Regions from separate parts of the Homo sapiens genome. Here all the other regions are linked to region 3. The links are chromatin loops, found by intact Hi-C in ENCODE. Cell type or tissue: heart right ventricle. All regions are shown on one strand. Region 1 overlaps CABLES1 (Cdk5 and Abl enzyme substrate 1). Region 2 overlaps CABLES1 (Cdk5 and Abl enzyme substrate 1). Region 3 overlaps SLC35D4 (solute carrier family 35 member D4). Region 4 has its middle 98 kb from the start of RBBP8-AS1. Region 5 overlaps SLC35D4 (solute carrier family 35 member D4). Region 6 overlaps CABLES1 (Cdk5 and Abl enzyme substrate 1). Region 7 has its middle 140 kb from the start of CABLES1.

Evidence for each region. Hi-C counts contacts between places; a loop is a spot of excess contacts. Peaks named below come from ENCODE experiments on the same cell type or tissue, not always from the same donor. Only the 100,000 strongest peaks of a DNase experiment are listed, where the experiment ranks them.
Region 1: a loop joins it to region 3, with 4 times the contacts of the local background. A loop is called at or near these places in 30 of 110 quality-filtered maps.
Region 2: a loop joins it to region 3, with 14 times the contacts of the local background. A loop is called at or near these places in 28 of 110 quality-filtered maps.
Region 4: a loop joins it to region 3, with 4 times the contacts of the local background. A loop is called at or near these places in 16 of 110 quality-filtered maps.
Region 5: it touches region 3 in a loop (2.3-fold over the local background); 9 of 110 quality-filtered maps call a loop at or near these places.
Region 6: it touches region 3 in a loop (2.1-fold over the local background); 15 of 110 quality-filtered maps call a loop at or near these places.
Region 7: it touches region 3 in a loop (3-fold over the local background); 12 of 110 quality-filtered maps call a loop at or near these places.

What each region holds. Positions count from the first base shown.
Region 1 is chr18:23,235,683-23,239,682 of GRCh38, reverse strand. It overlaps CABLES1 (Cdk5 and Abl enzyme substrate 1), which reads right to left. Exons shown (of 10, transcript NM_001100619.3): 6 at 3,632-3,788; 7 at 2,438-2,541. It also overlaps a transcript of SLC35D4 not described here. Among named protein-coding and RNA genes, the nearest start is that of CABLES1, 100 kb to the right of the region's middle. RefSeq lists enhancers at 1,791-1,910, 1,921-2,110. In heart right ventricle, a CTCF peak has its summit at 1,817; DNase peaks (open chromatin) are centred at 1,382, 1,722 and 1,952; H3K4me3 peaks cover 1,048 bases; H3K27ac peaks cover 1,932 bases.
Region 2 is chr18:23,225,492-23,229,491 of GRCh38, reverse strand. All of the region lies in intron 4 of CABLES1 (Cdk5 and Abl enzyme substrate 1), which reads right to left. Among named protein-coding and RNA genes, the nearest start is that of CABLES1, 92 kb to the right of the region's middle. RefSeq lists an enhancer at 2,740-2,839. In heart right ventricle, no CTCF peak of the experiment used is centred here; DNase peaks (open chromatin) are centred at 1,222, 1,849 and 2,351; H3K27ac peaks cover 4,000 bases.
Region 3 is chr18:23,357,232-23,361,231 of GRCh38, reverse strand. All of the region lies in intron 11 of SLC35D4 (solute carrier family 35 member D4), which reads left to right. Among named protein-coding and RNA genes, the nearest start is that of SLC35D4, 79 kb to the left of the region's middle. RefSeq lists an enhancer at 2,361-2,480. In heart right ventricle, a CTCF peak has its summit at 2,184 (motif pointing right); DNase peaks (open chromatin) are centred at 2,211 and 3,051; H3K4me3 peaks cover 1,854 bases; H3K27ac peaks cover 2,319 bases.
Region 4 is chr18:23,030,118-23,034,117 of GRCh38, reverse strand. No RefSeq gene overlaps it. Among named protein-coding and RNA genes, the nearest start is that of RBBP8-AS1, 98 kb to the right of the region's middle. In heart right ventricle, a CTCF peak has its summit at 2,441 (motif pointing left); no DNase peak of the experiment used is centred here.
Region 5 is chr18:23,309,827-23,313,826 of GRCh38, reverse strand. The region is part of intron 13 of SLC35D4 (solute carrier family 35 member D4); the gene reads left to right. Among named protein-coding and RNA genes, the nearest start is that of SLC35D4, 130 kb to the left of the region's middle. In heart right ventricle, no CTCF peak of the experiment used is centred here; a DNase peak (open chromatin) is centred at 1,886; H3K27ac peaks cover 525 bases.
Region 6 is chr18:23,258,165-23,262,164 of GRCh38, reverse strand. It overlaps CABLES1 (Cdk5 and Abl enzyme substrate 1), which reads right to left. Exons shown (of 10, transcript NM_001100619.3): 10 at 1,695-4,000. It also overlaps a transcript of SLC35D4 not described here. Among named protein-coding and RNA genes, the nearest start is that of CABLES1, 120 kb to the right of the region's middle. RefSeq lists enhancers at 2,523-2,572, 2,203-2,866. In heart right ventricle, no CTCF peak of the experiment used is centred here; DNase peaks (open chromatin) are centred at 1,624 and 2,195; H3K4me3 peaks cover 1,007 bases; H3K27ac peaks cover 2,249 bases.
Region 7 is chr18:23,275,011-23,279,010 of GRCh38, reverse strand. It overlaps a transcript of SLC35D4 not described here. Among named protein-coding and RNA genes, the nearest start is that of CABLES1, 140 kb to the right of the region's middle. In heart right ventricle, a CTCF peak has its summit at 2,458; a DNase peak (open chromatin) is centred at 2,461; H3K27ac peaks cover 353 bases.

The DNA of each region.
Region 1 (4,000 bases), 120 kb after region 3:
CATAATAAGGCCTCAATCAATACTTGGTTCAACAGGCGAATTCTATACCTGTTCCCCAACACACAAAAATAAAGCAAACACCCCAGCGCCCCCACCCCCAACTGCCCCACTCTGTTTCCTACAAGTTCAATGCAAATGCATGAGAAACGGCCTGTAACCCATGTCGGCTTCTAGGAAAGAAGTCTCCAGGGAGCTGGGGGGTTGAGGCCCTTTGTAATACACAACACACTGTCAAGAACTTAGACGAGAATTCTGAAACGTGGATTTCCCACATTTTATCAAAGTGCCAACATCTGTGGCCAGAATAGGAAACATAGGTCTCCAGGAGCCGACCAGGAAAATGCAGTCCATGCGCAATTCCATTCTCTATAGCATGGACTATTCCCAGAAGCACTGACTGCAGAGCCAATGCAGTGAAATTAAAAATGATCCACTTGGGAACATCAAATGAGGAGGGCAGGACATACATGCTGACTTGGCAAGTCTTCTAGCACAGTCTAAGGAGGAAAAGTTGTATGTGTATACGTGCACACGCACATACACACATACTGCGGCCTGGAACCTCAAGGCTCACAATGAAATCATTTAAAGAAAAAAAAGATCAGATAAAAAAGATCAGATCTAGCACCAGCCCAACACTAGGCCTATAAAAGGAGAGGTCGGCATTATCACCAGGCACGTGTCTGTTAGGACAGCTCCCGCCAACATCGAAATAGTGTACCTTCCTATTCTCTTGGTTACCTAGAAATCTGCTACACTGTTGGCCCAAAGAATGATCTTCATGTCCAACCCCGAGGTCGGCAGTTGTGGGGCTGACTGCTGAGGAATGTGGAATTCAGAGACAGCTGGGCAACGTGAAAACAGCCTCGAGCCAGGAGCTCTAGCCTGGATCCCCCATTTCCTGTCTATCAACTAGGAAAGCCTCACTTGGACTCCCTGAGCCAGTTTCCTGGCCATGTTGCTTAATAAATAAAGTGAATTTTAATAAGTAAGGCAGTGAACCACATAAAGCATCCTTATTCTTACACCAGTTGCTCCCTCCTTGACATCAGGGCAATCATTCTGGTCATTTATTGAACACTTATTACGTGCTTGCCTCTGCCAAAGATGAATATGCCCTGGTTTTTTAAATAAACAGATCATAGAGTGGAAGAAAAGTAATTATACATGACTCTGATTTTGCTTTCTGTGTTAGAAGTTGGGGCATGAGTGAGGGAGAGTGAGGAGAAGCGGCAATTTCAAACTAAATGCCTTTGACTTGAATAAATTCTCCAATGACTAAATGCATTCTGACGCCGTGTGGCATACGAAAATGACCACTGAACTATGTGCCAAAGAACAAGAGGATAAGTGCTGAAAGTAACTGGCAAGGCCCCAAGTTCTGCCTGGTGTTTCTCTGACAAACAGCGGAGAACCCTCAGTTCTGAATGAAGATCTGGGTTTCCTTTGAGTACGGGGGATTGGTTTCCACTCTGGCTACTGCAGACACAAAAGCCGAGGGGAGAAAAAAGACCCCCTGGTTCACTCCTAAGGCTGGGGCTCCAGAGAACAGCTCAGGCTGGGAGCACAGGAGGGAGGGAACCAGAGGAGGAAGCGCTCGGCTGTGCCGGCCCCGCCAGGCCCGGCTCATGGGCCAGGACATGCAAAACGCAGGGAGGTGGTGGGGGCATTCTGGGTGGATGTCTCCCACCTGATGCTGTGCATGGCAGGCCTGGCCAATCGACTGTTCTGAAAGTGCAGCTCCCCCTCCTCCCACAGCAGGCGGGGCTCTGCTTGCCGCAAGAGTCAGGGCAAGTCGGCCCAGAGAAAGCGCCCAGGGCCCCGCCAGGCCCCTCTGGTGTCTGCAGAGGAGATGGCAGCCCTTGGTGGTGGGAAACAGTGGTCAGCCGAGAGCAGAAACCAAAATTACACACAGGGAAAAACAGGAAGAGTCCATGAAATAAAAACAGCAGAGAAAGGTTTTGCATGTAACACCCACAGTGTCCTACTTTCACTTTCCCAGGAGAGAATTCTGTCATCCCCAGCCTGGGGCCAAATGTTTGCTCAGCATGCACACGAAGGCCTGCAGCCACCAAGGAACTCCAAACGGAGCTGGACTTGAACTCAGCGCTACCAGGGATGGGCCTGGTCCTCTCCACGGGGGTTTGTGGAGGTATAAGCTCGGACATCCCCCTTCAGAGGAGAGGGTCCCCCAACCTGAGCTGGTGACTTTGTGGACACTGGCAGCCCAGCCTTGAAAGTGGTGTTTGCAGGCCAGGTGGCCAGCAGGATTCTGGACAGGAGGCAATACTGGTCCTTCCGTGGGCACCCACACCGGGGAGCTCCTCATGAAGGTCCCCCAGGCAGAGCAGTCTTTGAACAAGCCCCCAGCCGGCCACCAACCCAGGTGGGGCAACTGACGGTGCAGCAAACGGAGCCTCCATTCCACGCTACTCACCATGTAGGAAGGGAAGATCAGAACGCGTTTGTGTTTGCCACAAGGCCACTGGGGGTCATCCAAGAGATTTGGGTCATAGTCCATAAAGTCTCCCAGGTCACTACCTGAAGATCACATGCAAAATGCAAAATGATAATTAGCGGCTCCGGACCCTCCCCAGCAGAGACAGCCAGGAGAATGCCAAGTATAGCTGGAATGAAGAAAGGCTGGCTTTAGGGCACTTAGCTCAACGTCACGGCACTCACTGACTTTTATTAGACATCTCCGTGTGCCAGTGAAGTGGATTCTCCTCTTAAAAGGGTTCACCAAATTGTTAACATCCTGACATTTTTTTCCATTTTAGAAAATTATGTCTTAATCTCCCTGGGCCAGGAGAGCAAAAAACTTCACACAGCGTGCAAGATGCAGAAGACACTCTCAGAGTGTGGCCCCGAAGAGGTTCCTTTTTCAAACTTGCAGATCAAATTTGGAGACGCCTGTGCAGCACGATTTGGTGCGAATACTTCCAGGCATGCTATTGTGTCCGTATGAATACAAATCAGAGCGGCCACCAAGGCACAGCTGCGAACGATCAGAGGTGGCCGGAACACTAGGACAGGGATTCAGAACTCAGCACTTGGGCAGACCTAGGGAACTTCACATCCACCTGGAATTTCCCTGAGAGTAGACACGGCACTGCTTCCTAAAGTGTTTTCTCCACGTGCCAGTTCTTACAAAGGTTTGATCAGCAAAGCTGGAAGCATGCAAGTCTTCCTTCAGCCGCCAACTCAGCTCACCCACCAAGATAGGCACAAAGGAAACTCTCACACCTGAACCTGCACTTCAGAGCCCAGATTTTTTTTTTTAAAGTCCGAATTGAGCACCATGAAAATATAGGACAGAACCAGGTCATTGTTGGGGGGAGCTGAGTGGTCAGGGAAGCTGGGAGACACAGCCATCTCTACATGGTGTGCACGGCCTTGGCGTCTCTCCACGTGGAAGCTCAGGCTGTCAACGACTGGGTCATCTGATTAGAGAGAAATCACCTGCGGCTTCATTGCGGGCCTGCATGGCTTGAGATCAGGCTTTCCTAAAAGTCATGTCACCTGCGAGCCCCTGTCTTCCAGTCTGCATCACAGGGAGACTCAATCCCCATGTAAATGGAGGCACCTCCCTCCCACCACGAGCTACCAGACCCAGCCAGGCCAAGGTTACCTGTGTCGAGGCTCCCCTGGGTGCCGCTTGCCCGGCCTATGGAGAGGCTGCGGTGGCTCAGGTTACGGAACTGGGAGAAAGAGGAGGTGGAGTCTATGGTATTTCTCCGGGCTCCAAAGGCATTTGTGGGTAACAGAAATTGGGTATAGGAAACAGTCTAAAAGGTGAAGACAAAAACAGGCCAGTGATTATTCCCAGGCATTGCTAGCTCTGCATTCTGATCAAGCTACAGTTGTCACCCCACATTCAGGTCCACTTTCTCCTATTTGCAATTCTGAAATTCAATGAGATCTGAAAAATGAAATTTGTTTTGGTACTCATTGGTGCCAACACCCAACCTGAACTGACATAAGGCTACAGAGTTTTAAT
Region 2 (4,000 bases), 130 kb after region 3:
TTTCACTTTCTTTGAAAGAGCCAGATTTTTCCCAGACACATCTAGTGTTCAAATACTAATTTATTTTTTAATAATTTTTGAGATGGAGTTTTACTCTTGTTGCCTAGGCTGGAGTGCAGTGGTGCGATCTCGGCTCACTGCAACCTCTGCCTCCCAGGTTCAAGCGATTCTCCTGCCTCAGCCTCCCGAGTAGCTGGGATTACAGGCGCCTGCCACCACACCCGGGTAATTTTTGTATTTTTAGTAGAGATGGGGTTTCACCACGTTGGCCAGGTGGTCTTGAACCCCTGAACTCAGTTGATCCGCCCTCCTCAGCCTCCTAAAGTGCTGGGGTTGCAGCCGTGAGCCACCGTGCCTGGCCCTACTAATTTACTTATATTCCACTTCCTTTTAAAAATGGCATAGAGGCAAGTTCAAATACTACACATGAATATTGTCTAAAGTTGTGTATATTAGGTTAAAATGTTGCAGCTTTTACTCAGAGGTGAACACGGTTAGTCAGGTTATAGGAAGTGATCTCATTTCTACAGACACCCTAACTGAACTACTGGCAAGGAACTGTGGACGATGCAAGGTTGTCATTCCTTCTCTCTACAGTCCTGGGTAGCGCTGCAGCTTAGCCACATGTACCTAGAGGAGCTGCTTTCACATTCTGTGCAAGTTTGTGAACTTCTGCAGAGGCTGTAGGCAACAAGCACACTGAAAATCCAGCACAAAGATATATACTTTTTTTTTTTTTTTTTTTAAACAAAGGCTGACATTTAAAACTGGCCCACGGGGGTGGGGGAGTGGGAGTGACTGGAGGGGGTAAAAGGGAGGGACTCAGAAGATGGGGGTGGGGATTAAAACAGGAGGTAAAAGCACATTTGGGGAGACAGCCAAGCAGCAGTTATACCGTTAAGCAATGAGCAGAAAAACAGGCTGGTTCATTTTGGGAGTGTAAACTCATCCTTCATAGGATGGCACCAAAATTAATTTAATGTAGCTCTCCTTGAATGCCTGTAATTTCACTGTTAGAAACCCCTGGACCCCTGTCTTAGTTTTGGCTTCTTCAGCACAAAGCACACATGCACAGCTGTGGAGTCACCTGATCAAAGCAGGTGGCTAATCTAGCTATCTTGGGGCCAAAGGGGAATACCTAGGTCATTATTAATCATAAAACGGCCGACTCTGGACTTCATCTTTTGTAAAAGGCAAAATGATTTTTAGTTTCCTCTTCTGTGGCTCCCTGGCAGAGGCCCAGCCAGCTGCTCACTGAGCCATAATGCATGAAACAGATTCTGACAGGAAAACAAGATTCCCTATTAGATAACAAGAAGTTCAAGCTATGGCCCTTTCCTCAGGGAGCATGATCAATGAACTAATTAATATTACTCTCTTAAAAAAAGACAAGACTTAAATATCTAACACCTGGAAACTAGATGGAAAAAGTGTGATCCAATTAACTAGGTTCCAAGGCTTTCTGCTTCCAAAATGGAGTGGTCCTGACTTCTCTCCACCATCCTTTCTCTAATGGTGCTCTAAGCCCAAGAACTTGGAACACCTGCCAGGAGCTCCACTAGGCGCTAGCTCTTCAAAGGACAACAATAGGTTGAACACTTTGATGTGTCAATAATTTAAAAGCCAATTAAATATTAACAGGATTTCCAGACCCTTCAAAGAGAATAAGGAGTGAGAGATTTCCTGCACCTAAAGCAAAGCCTGAAAGCTGGATTACGAAAGGAAATACCACTTGTGAGCTAAATTTTAATTAAGAGATTACACATGGGCCGGAAGTCGACGACACAAGTCTTCCCCTTAGCTTAAGAGTCCCGTTTGTTGCCCTTCCGATACAGTGCAGCTGCCATCTTGGACCAGGCCTGCTTGCTGACATCAAGCAGAAGGTGCCTCCAGAGTTCAGAGACAATGGAACAGGGTCCACAGTTGATGGACAAAAGTGAAGTCAAAAGCAGCTTTTAGTCTAGAAGTCCCTTCCCACTCCCACTCAGGACTCCATCGATAAGCCATAAGCCATCCCCTGCAAGGGCAACTGGCAGACAATGAAGGGGTCTTAACGTAGCTTATGACCAAATCTTTGTCTAAAGGCAGCTCCTATAAACAGCCAGATAATGGCATGAGTCATCCATGAGATCATTCCAGAATCTGTCTCTGTGTGGGAATATGCTTGGTGTGAGGAAAGAAACACAATTTGTGAATGTGTAATTTTCCACAACAAAAATTTTCTGGGGAAAGTGGGTGGGGAGGAAGGGGGCATGGGCCTGGAGCCAGGCAGGGAGCATTTAGGCTTGAAGGCTCTAAGAATAGAAGACGCTGTTCTCTGTGTCGCAAAATGATCAACACTCAGGAAATGGACCCAAGCGGATGACCTCATCTGAATGCCCCCAATGCCAAAAGTTAAGGATATAAACACCATGTGGAAGCTGTTGACAATTTAAAAACACACCCCCCAGAGGCACCTTGCAACTCCACTGGGAAGCCATCTTCTTCATCACATGGTCTCTGATGCATCTGTAGTAAGTAAGTGACTCCTGCGACTATCATACAGTCAAGTATGGTTATCTTAAGGGGTGTGAACCTACACACACATCACAGAAACTCTTTTTGCTGGAATCATCTAGTTTGGTGATTTCACATAACCTCCAATCTCAAGTTTACTAGGTTCTCTCCTACTTTCTTCTGGTCGGATCCATGTGTACAGAAATACCAACCCACATCCAGATCTCAGGAAGTAAAGAGCACTTGGTGGCTGGTGTCGGTTCCCTTATGCATAGGGACAATTCTAGGACTAGTTCTCCATACAACACCTGCAGTCTCTCACTCACCAGTGGGTCGTGCTCTAGAAGCTCCTGGGCTGGCAAGTTGGAACTCAGAATGCATTTTTCATTGATGCAGTAAGTGGAGATTAGCCTACCCAAGGCTCTCTGAGCCTATAATGTAACTGAATCAGCCCAAAAGCAAAAACAAGAGCTCGGGTCATAGAAGCAAAAGGTCAGAGGGTGTATGAGGGTAAAAAAATAGGAGGAAGTTGAGTCTCTCCTCTTGGTTTCCTGGTCCAGGCTTGACCCTCAGGAACTTTTTTTTTTTTTTTTTGAGATGAAGTCTCACTCTGTTGCCCAAGCTGGAGTGCAATGGCACGATCTTGGCTCACTGCAACCTCCACTTCTCAGGTTCAAGCAATTCTCCTGCCTCAGCCTCCCGAGTAGCTGGGACTACGGGCACATGCCACCATGCCCGGCTAATTTTTGTAATTTTAGTAGAGATGGGGTGTCACTATGTTGGCCAGGCTGGTCTTGAACTCCTGACCTTGTGATCCGCCCACCTCGGTCTCCCAAAGTACTGGGATTACAGGCATGAGCCACTGTGCCCAGCTGAGTAACACTTTAAAGGTCAAGTTTGTATTATTTCACCTTCTTCTCTGAACTTCCCTTTCCTTCTTAGGACTCCAGGACCCTTTCCCCTAAGCTATTCCTGTTTTTCACAATTCCTTCCCTCTCTCTACATGTAAATCCATAAATTCCTTTGCAGGGCCCAGGTTTCCCACTCCTGGCCCTATGGCGGTGGCACAGTAGCCCACAATGGGGGCTGGAAAGCGAGGGGAAGAGAAGTGGTCTTGGATAGAAGTGTTGGACAAGCTGTTTACTAAGTGGGGTCTGCCTATTTAGGAAAGTTGAGAAAGTTGCTTGCAACTCATTTTGTGAGCTGAGGGTCACCAAGCCAAACCACAAATCCACACTAGAAAAGAGAAGGCCGTGACTAATGTGGATAAAAGGCAGAAAGATTCAGGCTGGCCTTGGCAAGTGTTAGTTGAGGAAAAAGGAGCTGGTTTAAGGCTGGGACTCTTCCCAGAAAATGGCATAATTTACAAGCTTCATCTGAGAAGAGTGTTTACAGCTATGGGAAGGTTTGATGTTACAGTTACAGTGAAAAAGCTGGGCAACATCTGTTCCTCTTCTCTGTAATGGGCTTGTTTTGAAAGGTAGGATTTAGCAAGAAAGATCAA
Region 3 (4,000 bases):
AGGGATAGTCTTGGAAGAATCTGTTCATACTTTCTGACATTTTACAGCAGGGCTCAATTCTTTTTGGTTTCTTCTTACCCCTTCTTTTTTTCTATTTTTCTTTTTCTTTTTTTTTTTTTTTTTTTTTTGAGACAAAGTCTCGAACTCTCTTGCCCAGGCTGTAGTACAGTGGCACAATCTCTGCTCACTGCAACCTCTGCCTCCTGGGTTCAAGTGATTCTCCTGTGTCAGCCTCCCAAGTAGCTAGGATTACAAGTGCCCGCCACCACGCCCAGCTAATTTTTGTATTTTTAGTAGAGACGGGGTTCCACCATGTTGGTCAGGCTGGTCTTGAACTCTTGACCTCAAGTGATCCACCCGCCTTGGCCTCCCAAAGTGCTAGGATTACAGGCGTGAGCTGCTGCACCCAGCCCCTTCTTTTATTACCTGTATCTTAGTTATTTGGTAGTACTTTAAAAACATTTTTAAATTGATATGTAATTTACATATATGAAATATACATGTTAAATGTATAGCTCGATCAATTTTGGCAAATCTACACACCTGCGTAACTTATACCCCATCAAGATATAAAACATTTCTGTCACTGCAGAAAGCTTCCTAGTCACTCCCTCTCCACACCATGAGACCTCTATGGATCTGATATCTGTTACCATAGATAAGTTCTGTCTATTCTCAAGCTGTTATAAATGGAATCATCAGTACTTTTTGTGTCTGGCTCATGAAGCACAATGTTTAGAGATTCATTCATGTTGTTGCGTATATCATGAGTTTGTTCCTTTTTGTTGCTGGTAGGGTTCCATTGTATGCATATACCACGTTTGTTTATCCATTTACCTGTTGATGCTCACCTGGGCTGTTCCCAGCTTGAGGCTGCTCTGAACATTCTCATACCAGCCTTTTTGTGACTTATGTTTTCACGTCTCTTGGATGAACATTTCAGAATAGGATTACTGGGTCTTAGAGTAGATGTATGTTTCACTTTCTAAGAAAGGATGTTTTCCAAAGTGTTTGTACCATTTTCCACTCCCACCCAGCAGTATGTGAGAGTTCCAGTTGCTCCACATCCTTACCAGCATTTAACATTGTCAGTCCTATTTTAACTCTTCTAGAGGGTGTGTGAGGGCTTCTGGATAGTGCTTTTGACTGAGCTTCCCTCCTCACTCACTCCTGAGTGATTGGAAGGAGGAGCTCTCTTGCAGGTGCACCTTTGGAGTGCGCTGGCAGCGGTGGTGGGACTCAGGCAGACAGTTCTTCATGCCCTCAGCATGGGCCCCACCACAGAGTTTGCTCCGAGAATCTCAGAACCTTCCTTGAGAAGAGGATCACCTTTCCCCCTTGCACTCTTTTAAGTATAGTAGAGGAAATTTCCCCTGTTAAAGAGTTTATACTTCCTATTTGTATGGGGCCCCTTAGCTGTGGTGTTCAAGAGAGCTCTAGAGAATTTCACGGAACAAGAGGAGCAGGGAGACTCAGGAATCTGACCCAGAAACAACCTTGTTACCTGGTGTGTCTGTGGCTCATGTGTGAGACAGAGCAAGCAGCACTAATTACTGCTTGGAACCGACCTCCTGTTTTCCTGCCAGTTTTGAGGGCGAGAACATGAGAGGAAATTTTCTTCACGTTCAAATATCAGTTAGTCTCGAATGTGGTAATATTGTGTCACACTTTTCACCATGGCAATTTCATGCTTTGTAATCTTTAGAAAGATGGGATTCACTCGCTCACTCAGAGTCAGCAGAATTGTAACTGCAGAACACAACAGTGAGGGCCTAACTCGGACTCCATTGCATAAGCCGCGTGTTGCTGTAGCAAAACATGTTTACAACTCTTTTTTTTTTTTTTTTTGAGATGGAGTCTCACTCTGTCGCCCAGGCTGGAGTGCAGTGGGACAATCTCGGCTTACTGCAACCTCTGCCTCCCAGATTCAAGCAATTCTCTGCCTCAGCCTCCTGAGTAGCTGGGATTACAGGCACCCGCCACCACGCCCAGCTAATTTTTGTATTTTTAGTAGAGATGGGGTTTCACCATCTTAGCCAGGCTGGTCTTGAACTCCTGACCTCGTGATTCACCCACCTCAGCCTCCCAAAGTGCTGGGATTACAGGCGTCAGCCACCGCGCCCAGCCTTGTTTACAAACTCTTTAGCCACTTGATTTGTGCTTAAGCCGTGTAGTTCAGCACTAGATGGTGCAGGAGTGTTGTTTTGCAGCAGACTCCTGGATCGAGTTTGCATGTGGCTGGGGCCAGCCAGCCACACGCTGCAACCTCTTCCGGGGGTATTTATAGCACAGTCACTAACATTTGCTGTTCCTGGGTTGCCGTGCACCCTCTCTGCTTAGGAGTACTACTTTAGCAAAAGAGAAGCCAGGTGGAAGGCATCGAAGGGGAATATTTGAGGTCAGCTTGAAATTGAGGACCACAGAGCCAGCTGGAAACTAGAACATTAGCTCTAGGGAAGGCAAGAGATGATCAGGTCTTTCCAATACTCTTGGTTTGGTAGTGCTTGCTGTGTGCTGGGTATATTGGTTATGGTGCTGACACACAGTGGGTGCAGGGGTGAGGAAAATAGCATCCCCACTCTCAAGGACTCGCTAATTCTAGGAGGAGGAGGGACAGGTGTGAAGTCAGCTAAGTGGTGTGTGAGAAACCAATGTGTGATGGTTTTAGAAATGGCTCAAAGGTAAGGGCTAGCTATTCTTATTTTCTCTCTCTCATTATGGGGTCAGTTTTCAGGATTTGGGTGGGGGTTATGATTTCCCGAGGACTGTGTTTTTTTTTCTTTCTTTCTTTTCCTCCCTCCTAGTCTTCCTCTGACCACACTTCTGCTCTTTAGACCCCCTCCAAAGCCTGGGCTGGGCTGTAAAAGCTGCCACGCGCCATGAGTCCCGTTCACCCTGCTGGAGCATTTCTGATGAAAGACTGGGTGCTGAGAGGGGTGAAGCCTGAGAGGACTCAAGGTCCTAAGTTTCATTCGTCTCCCTCTCCGCCGTTCCTCATTATCACATTGGCTGCGCTGCAGTTCCTCTCACACTGAGAAGGAAACTGGGAAAGGGCCAAGAGCACACAGCTGCCAAAGAGACGGAACGAATTCTCCATGGACGTGGACAGACTCTCCCTCCACTTTGCCTGAATGGAGGGCTCTGGCCACTCTCTAGGTCTGGGGTCCCCAGGGCACCCTTGCCTATCACTTCTATGGGGAAAGGGACTTCAGAATATATCCACGCTCTTCGCACACTAAATGACAACTGATGTTGTCATTTACAAATTCCCTCTACCAACACGGTTTGACAGTAGAGCTATTCAGAGGAATCGTGGCTGAAAGAGAACAAGAAATCTTGTTGGGCTTCATGAAAACCAGATCCCAAGAAATCCCTTCCTTGTAGTTAAACACACACTCACTCGCAGAAACAACACAAAGAAAATAACAGTCATAATTTTAAAAAGCCCTCCAAAGAAATTGAACTCAGAACTTTCCTTACCAATAGATAGTTGAATCATTTGAGATCGTTTGGGTCTCCAAGAAAGCATAGGAGCCCATCATGTCTTTTGATCTGAAACCCTTGATTAATAGCGTAGTGGTGAAGGAAATGCTGCCTGTGTGTTCCACTGTACACTTAATATACTAGCAATACTTAGGAAAATCAGCCCTCTCCCCCAGGCCCCCAGAACTGAGAGACAGGCCAAGGCCCAGGGGTCTGGAAGACCAGGCTCTCCAAGGGGTTCAGAAATTCCAGATTTGGAAGACAAGCTATCTGCTGTGGAAATGCTTAATTCCTTTTCTCCGGACATTTTTGGAAGGCTTTCTGCTTTTTTAATCTCCTGACTTCTTGTTTGTGACCAAGTTCAAATTCCAGAGAGGGAAGCAGCCAATATGTGTGATTATTTCCTCTTGCACCAAGTGGAACTAAAAGAATGAACTTACTTCACAAGAAACAAATGTACCCTTTGGACCTCAAACTAAAATGAATTTGCACAGTTGGTCTGGCCCCCGTGCTGTTC
Region 4 (4,000 bases), 330 kb after region 3:
CAGACTCAGTAAGCATGAATAATGGATAATTATCTTTCTGAATAAATGGTTAGAGGATAAATAGAAAAAAAAAAGCAAATTTCCTGGACAAATCTCCAAGGGGATAGTGGGCAGCCTCAAATTTGAGTGCAGAATGTGTTGGGCAAATATCTACTACATAATTGTCCCTGGATTCTTAAATATGTAAAAAGAAAGTTCACTGTAGAATTACTGATAATTTCTCTTTTAAAAAGTGTTACAATTATAAATGACATGTAGAACAAGGGTCCCTCCCCATTTCTAGTAGGAGACCTAGTTTAATGATTCTAATTTTGCAATGTTCGTTGTGACAACTGAGTTGGTTATAGGCTCACTGAGGAGAATTGTCATATTCATCTTTCTACTCTCAGCTGCTAGTTCTGGCATGTAACAATCATTAAGTGGTTACTAAATTTTTTATTTTCCATTGCACTGCCATGTCTTAGCCCCAGGTGCTCCTCATATTTGGAATATTATAATAGGTTACTAAATGCTTTTCTTGCACACCTGACTCTATGCCTGACCACGCCGTCACCAAATCCATTTTATATATATTGCGGGCCTGATGATGCCATCTAAATTAATGCATTACTACACAGCTCAAAATGTTTTCTACTGTCTTGAAGTTTAACATTTTACTACTTTTCCTTGTTGTCATAGCAATATTTCTTAATTTGCCTTATACTGATTTGTGAACTTGTTAAAAATATAAATGCTCAGACAAAATCAGAAACTTTGGGGTGGAGCTTGGCAATCTGTGGTTTAACAAGCCTTCCAGGTGATTCTATTGTACACCAAAGTTTGAATGCCACTGTACTAGCCTGTAACAATGACTTAGGGCAGTGTTCTCAAACTTGGCTGCACACCAGAATCACACAGGGAGCTTTAAAAGAAATATTGATGGGCCGGGTGTGGTGGCTCAAAGGCAGGCAGATCGCTTGAGCCCAGGAGTTTGAGACCAGCCTGAGCAACATGGCGAGACCTCAACTCTACAAAGTCAAACAATACAAAACAGGCATGGTGGCACGCCGGTAGTCCCAGCTACTCAGGAGGCTGAGGCTGCAGTGAGCTGTGATCGTGCCACTGCTCTCTAGCCTGGGTGACAGTCTGTCTCCCCCAAAATTACTGATGCCTGGAACTTACCCTCAGACATAATTGGCCTGAGGTGCAGAAAACATTTGACTAGGTGGACTTATAAGTAAAGGTGATAAAATTGAATGCTTGAAATAAATTCATGTTATTAAAGTATCATTGTTTACTGAAGTTCTGTATAAGATTTAATTTGAAGAAAGGGATCTGCTACTAATGGTCTGAAAAACCACAGTACTACAGACTCAAGTCTAAAGTCTTAATTTTGCAGTCAAGACCCAAGTTTACTGCCTTGCTTACTTAAACCACATACTAGCTCTACTCCCTAGTTCTAATACATATACCTACAAAGGGGAAAGAACATCAAACTGAGGTCCCAGATGCCATACATTCTGGTTCTAGCCCTTTGGGACCTTGGCAATCACTGACTCTTTGGGCTCCTGTTTCTTCATTACAAAGTGAGAGGCTTGAATCAGATGATCTCTAAAGCCCCTTCTGACTCAGTATTTTAGCATTTCCACATTCCAATTAGTTGGTTTCCCAACTTAGATTGCATTGTCTCCTCTTTGCTTCTCTAGGTTAACTCATCCTAAGGCATAGTTTGGGTTCTAATTGGCCTTAAGATTTCTTCGGCACAGCCTAAGCCTCTTTGACCTCTTAGGCATCTTTTTATGGCTGCCTGTTCTCCCCCTGGGTAATATGATCTCATACATTTCTTTGTATTCCTAAATGCCCAATATATAGGTACACAATGTTGACTTTTTTTCCTCTCAAGACCATGAATTCTTGCCTCTGCCCTTTGTATATTTCAACAATAGCTATGTTGAAAGCTCTTTTTGGCCTGATGAGCTATCATTACTGTGCCAAAGGTATCCAATTCATATCCTGTATATCCTAGAAATTCTCTTTTGATTGCTCAGCCCCTAGTTTCCAACTAATTATTTCTCCAAAAATAGCGCTCGGCCGGGCACAGTGGCTCACGCCTGTAATCCCAGCACTTTGGGAGGCCGAGACAGTGGATCATCTGAGGACAGGAGTTGAAGACCAGCCTCGCCAACATGGTGAAACCCCGTCTCTACTAAAAATACAAAAAAAATTAGCCAGGCATGTTGGCGTATGCCTGTAATCCCAGCTACTCAGGAGGCTGAGGCAGGAGAATCGCTTGAACCTGGGAGGAGGAGGTTGCAGTGAGCCAAGATCGCGCCAGTGCATTCCAGCCTGGGCGATAAAAGTGAGACTCTGTCTCAAAAAAAAAGTAAATAAATAAAATAAAATAAAATAAAATAAAATAAAATAAAATAAAAATAGCTCTCTTCTGGCCTCTGCTGGTGTGATAGCAGAAAACTGTTTCATTCTTTGCTTAAGTGCATGCCAAAGAATTCAAGTGTAAGGACACTTAAGTTTTCTTTTGTCTCTCTTCTCTTTTCTTTTCCTCTTCTGTGAGACAGGATCTTGCTCTGTCACCCAGACTGGAGTGCAGTGACACAACCTCGGCTCACTGCAGCCTCGACTTCCCAGGCTCAAGTGATCCTCCCGCCTTAGCTTCCTGAGTAGCTGGGACTACAGGCACACACCACCACACCTAGTTATTATTATTACTATTTTGAGATGGAGTTTTGCTCTTGTTGCCCACCCAGGCTGGAGTGCAATGGCATGATCTCAGCTCACTGCAACCTCCGCCTCCCAGATTCAAGTGATTCTCCTGCCTCAGCCTCCCGAGTAGCTGGGATGACAGGCATGTGCCACCACACCTGGCTAATTTTGTATTTTTAGTAGAGATGAGGTTTCTCCATGTTGGTCTGGCTGGTCTCGAACTCCCGACCTCAGGTGATTCGCCCGCCTTGGCCTCCCAAAGTGCTGGGATCATAGGTGTGAGCCACTGCGCCCGGCCTATTATTATTTTTTTATGAGACGAGGTCTTGCCATGTTGCCCAGGCTAGTCTTGAACTCCTGGGCTCAAGTGAACCTCCAGCCTCAGCTTCCCAAAGTGCTGGGATTACAGCCGTAAGCCACTGTGTCCAGTCAACACTTCGGCTTTCTAAGGACTATTCTAACAGTTCAACTCGGCAAAGAGAAAGACTGAGGTGTCACTTAAACTGCTAGATATGCTGAAAATACACAGTTGGATAGTAAAATTTGAGATACAGTTCAAATGCTTATTTCTGCAGTGGCATTTTTCAAAATTAAACTCATGGATGTTATGAGATGACAAAGATGACAAAGTAAGATTCTTAGGTGTTTCTTTAAAAGCTTGCTCTTTTAGAGAATATTTGTCAAATTTTGTCTAATTCTGACACTGTACTTAGTATCATGCCTGGTAAAGTGCTGAATAAATGTTTGTTAAATAAATGAACTAGTGTTATTTGGTTTATGTAACATTAGTCTTTTTATGTAACTGAATTACAAATGAAAGACCATCTTGGAGCTAGGCTCAGTGGCTCATATCTGTAATCGTAGCACTTTGGGAGGCCGGGGCAGGAGAATCACTTGAGCTCAGGAGTTCAAGACCAGCCTGGGCAACATAGTGAAAACTCATCTCTATAAAAAAAAAAAAACACAAAAAATTTAAAGAAAGACAATCTTGGGAGAAATCTTTGCCCTCTTTCAAAGTTATTTCTTTCAGAGCGTCTAATGCCCTACATACATTTAAAAATACATGCTAGTTGCAGTTTATTATTATTATTATATTATTATTTTTTTGAGATGGAGTCTCGCTCTGTCGCCCAGGCTGGACTGCAGTGGCGCTATCTCAGCTCACTGCAAGCTCCGCCTCCTGGGTTCACGCCATTCTCCTGTCTCAGCCTCCCGAGTCTCTGGGATTACAGGCGCCCGCTACCGCGCCCGGCCAATTTTTTGCACATTTAGTAGAGACGGGGTTTCACCGTCTCTCCTA
Region 5 (4,000 bases), 47 kb after region 3:
TCCACTCAGTGGACTGTGTGGCCTTGGGTGGTTGGGGTGCAGTGAGAGAGGAGGGGAGCGAAGAGGCAGCTTCAGTGGTTCCATCCTCAGTGCTAATACCTGGGGGCCCTGTGCTCTAGGTCCCACCACCAGGTGGATCACTCAGGAAGCCCCTGGTACAAATGGGAAAAGCAATGCATTCCCACAACTAGTGCTCAGCAAATGATGGGGAGGTGGCAATGATGCTCTTCAAGGGCTAGGCAGGAAGTGAAAACTGGGTAGATTTCACACCTGTGTGTTTTTAGTAGAATTACTGATCATCCTGGATGACCTTGTCACCCAGGAGCTGGAAGTCAGGAATTAAAGTTTTGCTTCTTGTCACACACTCACACCAGTGCATTCCTTTGTAAGCCTCCAAGTGCTCCAGAGTCACAGGGGGCTCCTTTTTTTTTTTCTTTTCCCTATTTTACCCCTTTGCTTTTAAATGCTTGTTTTGGGCTTAATGATAAAAGATTTTGTTTTGTGTGCTGACACTACATGTTCCTACATGTCTCAGAGCAAATTTTAAGCTTTCAAGCACATGAGGAGCCTCTTCCCCTGTGCTGACTTTCCAAGTGAGCAAAAAGGAAGCCAGTACCAAGCCTGTTGCATGTTCATGTGCCCTCCAGGGAGGATCAGAGGCTCAGGTTCTTTTTTTTTTTTTTTTTTTTTTTTTTTTTTTGAGATGTAGTCTCGCTCTGTCACATAGGCTGGAGTGCAGTGGCGTGATCTCGGCTCACTGCATGCTCCCTCTCCCGGGTTCCAGCGATTCTCCTGCCTCAGCCTCCCTAGTAGCTGGGACTGCAGGCGCCCGCCATCACGCCTGGCTAATTTTTTGTATTTTTAGTAGAGACGGGGTTTCACCATGTTAGCCAGGATGGTCTTGATCTCCTGACCTCGTGATCCGCCCGTCTTGGCCTCCCAAAGTGCTGGGATTACAGGCATGAGCCACCGCGCCCGGTTGGCTCAGGTTCTTTCCACCCTTTGTCGAATGTGACTGAGCCAGGCTCTGCGGCACTGACCTTGGTCCTGGGATGGCTTCCAAGTCTTTGACCTTAAGAGTTCACAATGCAGAGAGGGGAGATAGGCTTGTAAACAGATCACTGATTAATAGGACAGTAGTGGGGCATCACGCACGTAGAAACCACGTGCTGGGGAGAGAACACATCATCCTTTCAGAGGAGTCTTGCCTGTACCGAATAGATTAAAAATGGGCCCGTCCAACCCCACAGTTGTCCCACGGTGCAAACAACTTCAGTCTACATTCTCTACAGAAATAAGATAAAGGGTCTCAGGCAGCAGCACACTTGTTCCTTAGGTGATAAAACTTGAGAATTTTGAATTTTGGAAAGGTGACTCAGGAGAAGGCAGGAGACTATACAAACATTTCCAGGAAGTGGCAGACGGCGAAGGCACCGGAGTGGCTGCTAAACCAACCTTCTTTTCAAGTAAGGGCTGGTTTAAAATTTTTAAGATGTGTTTTTTTTGGCAAAAGGTGCATTTCAGAGGAATGAGCAGACCAGCTATCTATCTCACGGCAGACAGGATTCCTCCTAAGCTAAAGAGGCTCACGGAGGAGCAGAGGCACAAATCCCAGGCTGTGGGTATGGTGGGGGACAGGGCAGTTGTCCCTTTTTACCAGCTGGACTGAAAGTCACCTGAGTTAGGCAGTCAGAGAACAAGGAGAGAAGCCAATCAAAGAAGGCCTTGAACAGCGGGTAAAAACAGGCAAGGACAATAAAGACAATGGTGAGGACATAGAAATGACAAGTTGGGTCCTTTATAAATCAAGCGAAGTGTTCCATTATGCGGAGCTGCCAGCACAGCCAACATCCATCAGTGGGATGGAGCCTTTCTCAGCAAGTCCAAGAAATACATCTCCATTGGCACCGTCCCAGGCCATGTCTAAGAAGTTGCAAAAGGAAAGAATGACTAACAACATAGTTAACTTCAGTCAAGACTAATGAAGGGGGTGGGGGGAATGAAGAGAAACATTACAAAAAAGGAAGGTAATCAAACAGGCACAAACAATGTAAAATATTTCTTCAAACAGCTAAATATTAATGAATTGGGAGACCTAGATGAAATACATTTTGAGGAAAAGTGAAAATGGAAAATATGCAACAATGAGAAAGAGAAGACTTGATTAGGCTAATAGCTATTAAAGATCACCCCCAGCTAGGAGATCTAGATCCAGGGGCCTTCAAGTCACGGGTAACTTTCAGAGTCAAGATCATCTATAACTGTTGCAGGATAATAAGCAGAGAAGCTGATGAACTCACTTATGTGGTTAGTACAACATTGTTTCCAAGACCAGACAATTGCATTGAGAGGTAATAACATTTTAGTCCACTTCATTTATGACCATAGATGCAGAAGTCCTAAATTAAATGTTAATAAAAAAAAAAAAAAGAAGGGCCAGGCACGGTGGCTCACGCCTATAATTCCAGCACTTTGGGAGGCCAAGGCGGGTGGGATTGCTTGAGCCCAGGAGTTCAAGACCAGCCTGGGCAACAAAGTGAGACGTTGTCTCTACAAACAAATATTAAAAATTAGCTGGGTGTGGCAGTGTATGCCTATAGGCCCAGCTACTCGGGAGGAGTGCTTGAGTCCTGGGAGGTCGAGGCTACAGTGAGCTGAGATCACGCCACTGCACTCCAGCCTGGGCGACAAAGCGAGACCCTGTCTCAAAAAAAAAAAAAAAGGGAAGAGAAAAGAGGGACATTCATCATGCGCATCAGCTCAAAAGTTGTCATTCAATATGATCTTTGAGAAAAAGCCACCACTAGTCTCCACTTAGAGAAATCTCTTTCCCTATCCTTTGTATTCTTGTAATTGTCTGTCTGGCTGGGCTTCTACTTCTTTATTGCCCCTGAGGACAATACCCAGGTCTTTTTTTGTAATCAAGGTTTTTGCTACAAATCAATAAAGCGAGGCAGAAAGTGATACCAAATGACTTAACTACAAAGAAAAGTTCCAAAATCTCACCATGTTTATATCCTATCATGAGAATTCTGTATTTGTAGTTCCAGACTTCTTTCTGAGATGGTAATGCGTGACGATGAGGTTCATAAACATACTCCTTCCTTCTGCTTGTCTGTCTGCTGCCTTGCTCCCAGCTTGGAGACCCAAAGAGGCCTCCAAGACAGCACATGAAATCCCCTTGAGGGAGATGGTAGCTGAACCTCTCCCAACCTGGCCTACATCCCACCTCTCACTGCAAGAAAGCAGTTTCTTAAGCTTACCTTCCCCATGGAAGCTGTTTTGACCTGCAGGATGTGGAAGACTGGAAGCCAGAAACATCTTTCCTTAAGCAGACATTCCAAGTGTGGACAGAGCGGGGCCACTGGTTCACACACTCTCTTGGTGCTGGGGGGTTCGAGGCACTTCTGGGGTCTGAGTCCTGTGGCTGCCATTCCTGAGACACCTTTCTGGAATTTCCAGCCTTGAGAGATGTGGAGGTAACCTCTTCCCTCTCCTCTGGCTTCTAGATATTTGCAAATAATTAATTAATGATTTAATCACTCCTTTCCCCAGGATGCACCTGGTTTCTTAGAATGTGTCATGGATCAGAAAGATGGGAGCATTAGGTGAGGACGGAGAGATGGTGCATTGGACAAAGGCTGGGTGACAGATAAGTTTTTATCTGGAGGATCCGAGAACAGGTTAATGAGCACATCTGACCTTGGAGACGAGTTCTGCACTGCTGAGACAAAATGGAAATGAGTTTTCTTAATATACCCCTTCCCTGGAGAGAGATGAGGGCGGCCTTGGCTGTGCGCCTCCCTTTTGAAGAATTTGGAAGTTAAATGCTTCTTTGAACATTCTCACCTCCAAAACAGACTAAGACTTAGCCTTTTCTACACCAAATGCTTGGCTCAGAGGCACCGCTAAGTACAGGGGGCTGACTAGGAAGCGTGTGGGGAAAAGGACACGGGAAGTGGAACGAAGTGCCTGATGGCAGGCATCCGAACTCAAGTGA
Region 6 (4,000 bases), 99 kb after region 3:
GGCACTATTCTTTTTGGTATTAAAGAAAAAAATTTAGATTTTTCTCTATACCTTTCTCTTTCCTAGACAGTTTTATGTCCTATGCTAATACGGAGGAATGGTGCCTCTCAGACTTTAACAGGCATACAAATCACCAAGGAGGAATGGTAAGATGTAGATTCTGCATCTTTAATAAGCCTGTAGGTGATGTGAATGCTGCTGATCCTTGGGCCGTGCTCTTAGTGGCAAGATGGTGGTGAGAGATGGCATATGGAAGCCCCAGCTTATGATGGTTTGACTTGCACAACTGTCAACTTTATGATGGTGCAAAAGCATTCCGTATAAATGTACTTTGAATTTTGATCCTTACCAGGCTAGCCATGTGCTGTATGATACCCCTTGGAGATGCTAGGCTGAATCATCTCACATAAAGCCTATTTTGTAAGAAGGTGTTGACTATCTCATGTAATTTATCAAATACTGTACAAAAGTGTTCTGAGTGTATTTGAGGTAGGAAAGGTTAAGCTGTGATGTTTAGTAGGTTAGATGTACTTTTTTCTTTTTTTTCTGAGACAGGGTCTTGCTCCCTTCACCCAGGCTGGAGTGCAGTGGTGTGATCACTGCAGCCTTGACCTCCTGGACTCTGGTGATTCTCCCACCTCAGCCTCCCAACTAGCTGGGACTACAGGCGTGTACCACCATGCCCAGTTAATTTTTTGTATTTTCAGTAGAGACAGGGTTTTGCCATGTTGCCCAGGCTGGTGTCAAGCAATCCACCCACCTCGGCCTCCCAGAGTGCTGGGATTACAGGTGTGAGCCACTGTGCCTGCCCCACCCAGCCCTTAAAAAACAAAATAGAGACATGGTCTTGCTCTGTTGCCCAGACTGGAATAAGGTGGAATGATCCTAGCTCACTGCAGCCTTGAACTCCTGGGATCAAGTGATCCTTCTGTCTTAGCTTCCTGAGTAGCTGGGACTACAGGTGTAAGCCACCACACCTAGCCGTACTAGGTGTATTGATGTTGTATAGATGATGTGTCATCTGAAGTCAAGAAGTCTGTGTGTGAGGAAGCACAGTACTCGCGAGGCATTTCTTTGTGGTTTTGCCAGTCTTAGGTTTGCAGCCTTTCTGGACTACCTATTTCGAAGTCTAAAGGGCCCTTTATGGGGTGGGGGCTCTTAGATAGCACCCCTTCCCATCCTGGCCTGGGTCCCTTCCGCTGGGCTGTGTGCAGGTGGCAAGAGGACCTTTCCCCTTCACCTGCCATTTTTCTTCTTTTCCAGCTTTGAATCTCAGCTTTGCTTTGCAGCTGCATGACTGGAAGCTGCTTTTTATTGACATTGGTGTTGGTGATGTGATTCCAGATTTACACTCAGTTTACTCCCTGCTCTTGCTGGCCCTCAGCACTGTGCTTACCCAACTGTGCCAACAGCCCCGGGGAGGTGACGTCAGGGCGCGCCCCCATCCCCAACCCCAAAAATCCCCCTTGATTTGAAAGATGTCTTTTGTTGCTGAACAGGTAACAAAACCACCTGGCTCAAATGCACTTCATTCTCCAGCCTCCCCCCACCCCACCCACTTAAGCTTGCAGCAGGGCAGAAAGGCTTCAGGCTCTCAGGAGTCACGGGAGGCAGCCAGGGCTGGGGAGGGCAAGGGGCCAGCTGTTCAGCACTAAGCCGGAAACGTCTGAGTGAGAGATAAAGAACTCAGCAGCCAGAGCATTCAACAGTTTTATTTGCTGTTGGGGAATGAAGGGAACAGGAAGGAATGACATGGAGGGGAAGGAAGCTCCTTACTCCCGTCACTAAGGTAGGGCACGTGGTACAGAGTGGCTTGTGTGAAGCGGCCGCCCCAAGCTGAGCCTGCAGCTGATAACCACAGACACCCTGGCAGGGAAATCTGTGATCGGAACAACAAAATGCCAAGGAAAACAAAACCCATTTGCATTTGGTATGAATTTCCTGTTTAAATAGGTTTTATTAGCGGGCAAGAAAGGAAAAGTGGTGACTTCAAGGTGTCATTGGGCTGGCAAGGGCTCGGGCCCCTGGAGGGGTACAGTGGGGGCTGGGCCACACTCCCTGCTGCCCGTTTCCTCCTGGGGGCAGCTGCAGCAACCTCTTGGCTTGTCTGCTTCCTGTCTCTTACCTAACAGTCAAGGCTCACTAGAGGAGTCCCGGGCCCCCTAGGCTGGCTCCGGGGGAAAAGGAATCAGGCAGAACCGGCTAGTATTATCCCAAGGAGTGTGGCTGGGCGGAGCTTCCCCACAGATCTCTGAGTGTGGGGAGGACTGGAGAGGCCTCAGGGCAGTCCTGAGAGGGGGCAGGGCTTACAAGGGGCTGAAGCTGCCCTCTGTGGAGGAGGTCAAAGGGCAAAACCTCAGAGCCAGTCTACTGCCTGGCCTTCTCGCTTCACAGGCTCAGACTTCCTCCTCGCCGAAGCCCAAGGCTGCGACGTGTCTGGAATGTTCCGTGTCACAGAGGTGCCTCTGGCAGTGACCTGCATCTCTCACCCTCCTCCACTTCCTTTGCCTCCGAAAAGCTCATGTCATGGACGTGCAAAAGGAGACCTCCTGATAAAATGCCTTCTCAGCCCCGACTCCTCACAAATAAATTAAAACCCACAAAACTGTCCATTCCACAAATCCACAGGCCAGGAGACAGTTTAAAATGAAAATGCATCTTTAAAAAGTAATGGACCACTAACTTCATGGGCTCACCTCATAAATGCTAAAAACCAAACAAATCACCCCAAATCCAAGTAAATTAGCCTGATTTTATCACACAGGAAAGGACTCAGGCTTCTCTCCCCACGTCTGGGCTGGCGGCCTGTCATCCATCGGACGTCCCTCCCCCCACCCCACTCCCCAGAGCTTGGCAGGAAATTCGGGGGCAGATGGGCAGTGGGGAGCTCTCTAGACCATTCTCAGATACCACAGGACCTGCTTCTCAGAAAGGCTCTCCCCCTGTAGGCACTGACCAGGAAGGTGGATGGCTTATCAGAGATGCAAGGTGACAGACCCCATGTGAGGAAGGCCAAGGGCATTTTGTAGTTCAGGCGATGGAGGCACCTTGAATATTTTCTCAATTTTGCTTTATAAACAGCAAGTGCCCTAAGTACCAGTTGATCTAGCTTTCGATCAGCCAAAGAGACCACATTAATCATATCCTCTCCCTCCTCCCTCCCCCCACCACCCAAATCACTGTCTTACAACTGATTCTGGCCAAGGAAATTTGTTAGCAAAATATTTAGGACTAAACTCAGTGCAATCTAAGATTCTGAAGAAGCCAAGTATTCTGTTTTGGCCCTCACCAGCTGCTGCTTGAATTTCTCCATCCTCCAAGACTGTCAAGAATCTGACAGCTCTGCTAACGAAAGCTGCAGACCCTCGGTTCGGTTCCATCGCCCTTTCTCTGGGCTGGTGTGTGAAGCTCCGAATCTGTGACCTCACTAGAATCAGTGTGCGCAAGGGGATCAGCAATGCAGGGCAAAGGTGACTGGTGAGACACACGTCTACACAAACGCATACAGGTATACAAAAAGCAACAAGAGTTTAATTCTCTTTTTACATGGCCACAGGCTCTCTTCAGTCAGGGGAACTTCAGCTGGTGCCTCTCTCTTGCAGCTATGAGGCGACAGTGTGGTGACATGCCTCATACAGACTGTCCCAGTAAGCCAGGACAAGTCACCATTAAAATCTTGCATGAACAGCCCTGGGCACGTGGGAATGTTAAGAAAGAGCCACCGCCTCCTTAGTCAGCTTAACCACAGCTCCAAACGCAGTTTGTCCCAGCTGGCAAACGCCTCAAACACCAATCATGCGTCGTGCTCCTATTCTGGGTTTTTATAAAACACTTTTATATAGCGATATAGATAGCACAGTAAATGTGCTTCTGATGCACTCTAACATAGAGGACAGGAATACACACTGTGGGGCGCCGCCCCAGCCATCTCCACAGTGGAGAAAGTGCGAGGGTTAAATACACGTGGCGGGGTGGCAGACGGCAGGAAGTTACAGAGCGC
Region 7 (4,000 bases), 82 kb after region 3:
GATGGGGTCTTGCTCTGTCACCCAAGCTGGAGTGCAGTGGCACAGTCACAGCTCACGGCAGCCTCAAACTCCCAGGCTCAAGCAATCCTCCCAACCCAGCCTCTGAGTAGCTGTTACCACAGGTGAGCCCCACCACACCCGGCTAATATTTTTTTCGTTTTAATTTTAGTAGAGTTGAGATCTCACCATGTTGCCCAGGCTGGCCTCGAACTCCTGAGCTCAAGCGATCCTTTCACCTCGGCCTCCCAAAGTGCTGGATTATAGGCTTGAGTCTCCACACCCAGCCCTAATTTTCTTAATGATAAAAATGGGAGTTATAATACCATGGCTACTTAGATCATGCTAGACATGATTTCACGCGTAGCATTTAGCACCAGCCTCAGCACCTGTCGGAAATGACAGCCATTATTAGTTTGATTACTAATTTATAGTAGTTATAGCCCCTAAGAAACGATGGGTTACAGTAATTATAGCTCCCAGGAAATATAGGATTATAACCCCCAGGAAATGATGGCCATGAATAGTTTGATGACTACACTTCCTAGTAAATTGCTATTCTGCTCCTGGTGTGACACTACACTGACTTCTGAAAGCCAGACTTTTGCTTTTACCAAAGACCAAGTCTCTGACTTATATGCATTGTGTTCATTAAGCTCCCATTGTATTCTCTGCCTTCTTTTGGTCTTGAGAACCTCATCAGCACATGTAGTCCCTAGGTTGTGTGGGTTCCAATTCCCTTCCAGGCGCCTTCTGGGAGGGTTCAGCCTTCTGTACTCAGCCAGGGCACCAGATAAGTCAGGTTGCGGGAGTATGTGGGGCTCTACATTCTGCCCAGTGGTTTTGATCAGTGGAAGAGGGTCTTCCCAAGAAGAGAGTAGGAAATCAATTGATTGGAAAGATAGACCCATTTTTCCTCCCTTCCCTGTGCCCATGCCATTTGCAATGTGATGAAGCCATTCCCCCACTGCTTGGACTTGGGCTAGCCTCCTGACTTGCTTTGGCCAATAAACACAGTAGAAGTGGTACTGCCCGTTTTGGAGTCTAGACCTTAAGAAGTGTTGTATATTCCACATGTTCTATTGGACTTCTGCTTTGATGAGGACTCCATCTTTGATCCAACTTTAGACAGACTCCTCTGAGCCCTCCTCCTCGGAGCCCCAAGGCCTTGTCCTTGGCCTGCTCAACCTAGTTTAGCAAGAATTCTGCCAGGCCAGTTTAGCAAAAATCACCCCCAGTCTTGATGCCTAACAAGTTCCTCTTGATAAATTGACTCCTTCACCCTGCCTGTTGGCTAGAAATCCCTAGTTACCTCTGTGGTATCCAGAGTTGAGTTTAATCTCTCTCTCCTATTGCAGTAGTCTTGAATAAAGTTTCCCTTGCCTGTTTAACTCTGTCTGGTGCAGTTTTTCTTTGGCAGCTTCCACCATGAGAACAAGCCCAGACTAGCCTGCTGAAGCTTGAGAGACCATGTGGAGCAGAGCTAAGTCCTCCCAGCCAAGGCCATCTGTATTAGTCTGTTTTCATGCTGCTGATAAAGACATACCCAAGACTGGGAAATTTACAAAAGAGGTTTAATTGGACTTACAGTTCCACATGGCTGGAGAAGCCTCACAATCATGGTAGAAGGCAAAGAGGAGCAAGTCCCATCTTACATAGATGGCAGCAGGCAAAGACAGAATGAGGAAGATGTAAAAGCAGAAACCTCTGATAATACCATCAGATCTCATGAGACTTATTCACTACCACAAGAACAGTATGGGTGAAACCGCCCCCATGATTCAATTATCTCCCACTGGGTCCCTCCCCCAACATGTGGGAATTATGCCAGTACAATTCAAGATGAGATTTGGGTGGGGACACAGCCAAACTGTATTACCATCCTAGACCAGCCAGCCTTCAGCTGACTGCAGACACACAAGTGAGCCTGGGTGAGACCAGCTGAGCTGCCCAGCAAAATCTAGACTCATGAGAAAAAAGAAATGGCTATTAGTTTAAACCAGTAAGATTTGAGGTGGTTCGATTTGCAGCATTATCATGGCACTAGATGACAGGTAGAGAGGAGAAGAAAAGGTAAGAGGAGCAGAGCAGGACTTTTTGAAGATCTCCTTGCCCTGAGCTCCATGAGTCCTGCAGAGTGCATGTCGTGTGGCTCCTGTAGCATGAGTGAGGGACAGCCCTGTCTCTTTGGCTACCACTCCTGGCAAGGGGAGGCAGGGGAATGGGATTGCAGCTGGCTCTGCGGGTCCCTCCCTCAGTAACCAGGCAGCAAGGAGAGGCAGGGAGGATAGGCGGGCAGGGACTGGCTAGCGCCGGGGTTGACTTGGCGGTATGTGCCAGCTGGAAAATAATTAAGTCCTAGATTCCAAATAACTTCAAGTGCATATGGGTGGGACTGAGCTATGAATAGCAGGCCTGAAGAACTATGAAATACCAGCACCACAACACTGGTGGCAGCAGTCTCTGCTTGAATGTCCTCCTCCCCAGGCTGGGGCCCCACTCTGCCTTGGGCCTATTGTTCTCCCACACAGCCTCTCTAGGTCCCTCAGTCCTTTCTTCCTTTTTCTAAAAAAAAAAAAAACAAAATTCTGGTAAAATACACATAACATAAAATGTGCCCTTTTCTGGCTGGGCGCGGTGGCTCAAGCCTGTAATCCCAGCACTTTGGGAGGCCAAGGCGGGTGGATCACGAGGTCAGAAGATCGAGACCATCCTGGCTAACACGGTGAAACCCCATCTGTACTAAAAGTACAAAAAAATTAGCCGGACGTTTTGGTGGGTGCCTGTAGTCCCAGCTACTCGGGAGGCTGAGGCAGGAGAATGGCGTGAACCCGGGAGGCGGAGCTTGCAGTGAGCCGAGATTGCGCCACTGCACTCCAGGCTGGGCGACAGAGTGAGACTCCATCTCAGAAAAAAAAAAGGTGCCCTTTTCCCCATTTTTAAGTGCACAGTTCAGTGGTATGAAATATGTTCACAGTGTTGTGCAGCCATCACCACCATCCATTTCTGGAATCTTTTCATCATCCGTAACAGAAACCCCAGCCCACTGAACACTAACTCCCCGTTCCTTCCTTCGCTGTCCCTGGTCACCACCATTCTACCACCTGTGTGTATGAATTTGCCTATTCCAGAAACCTCACATCAGTGGAGTCACACGACATCTGTTCTTGGGTCTCTCAGCCCTTTATTCTTACCTAGCATTGTTTTTAGACATCTGAAAAGCAGCCCACCAGGGATGGGAGAGCTACACCTTCTAGAACACCCCATCCCACTTCCTTTGACCCCCTATAAGAGTTGGGCTACATGACCTTGGCTTTGGGGTACAGGTGTCCTTCCACGTCAAGTCCCCAAACAAAGCACAGCACAGCACAGCACAGCACAGCACAGCACAGCACAGCACAGCACAGCACAGCACAGCACTCTTTCTGACCCAGCTCCTGAAGAGGCTGTGAGGACCTGTCCCGCTCCATTTACCTGCTCTGCCTCTGTAGTTCAGCTTGTTCTCGCGAAGCCCCTTCAGCCTCCGGTCAGGTGATGGGGAAGCTGGTGGGGTGAATGATCACCTCGGGTTTGTCTCACCAACCCCCGGAGGGCACGGTTCATGGTCCTTGAGTAGCCTCTAGGTGCCCGCCCAGTTTCAGGTCCAAGGCTGCACCTAGAATTATTGCTTCAATAGCTGAGGCTCTGGCTTGAGGTAAGCTGGAATCAGAGCAGTCCTCTGGGGCCAGAAAAATCTGGAGGCGCCCAAGGTCTGTTGGCAGCCTGGCCGTGTGAGTGCATGAGTTCAGGGAGACAGTGAGGAGAAGGCAGAACATTGCGAAGTTCCCACCCTCTGCTGCCCCTCCCTGCACCCTGCACACACACACACGCACAAGCACTCACACAAGCACACACACATGCACACACAAAAACACACAAGCACGCACACAAGCACACACACACACAAGCACACCTACACAAACACACTCACACACAAAATACAAGCAGACACACAAGCACACAC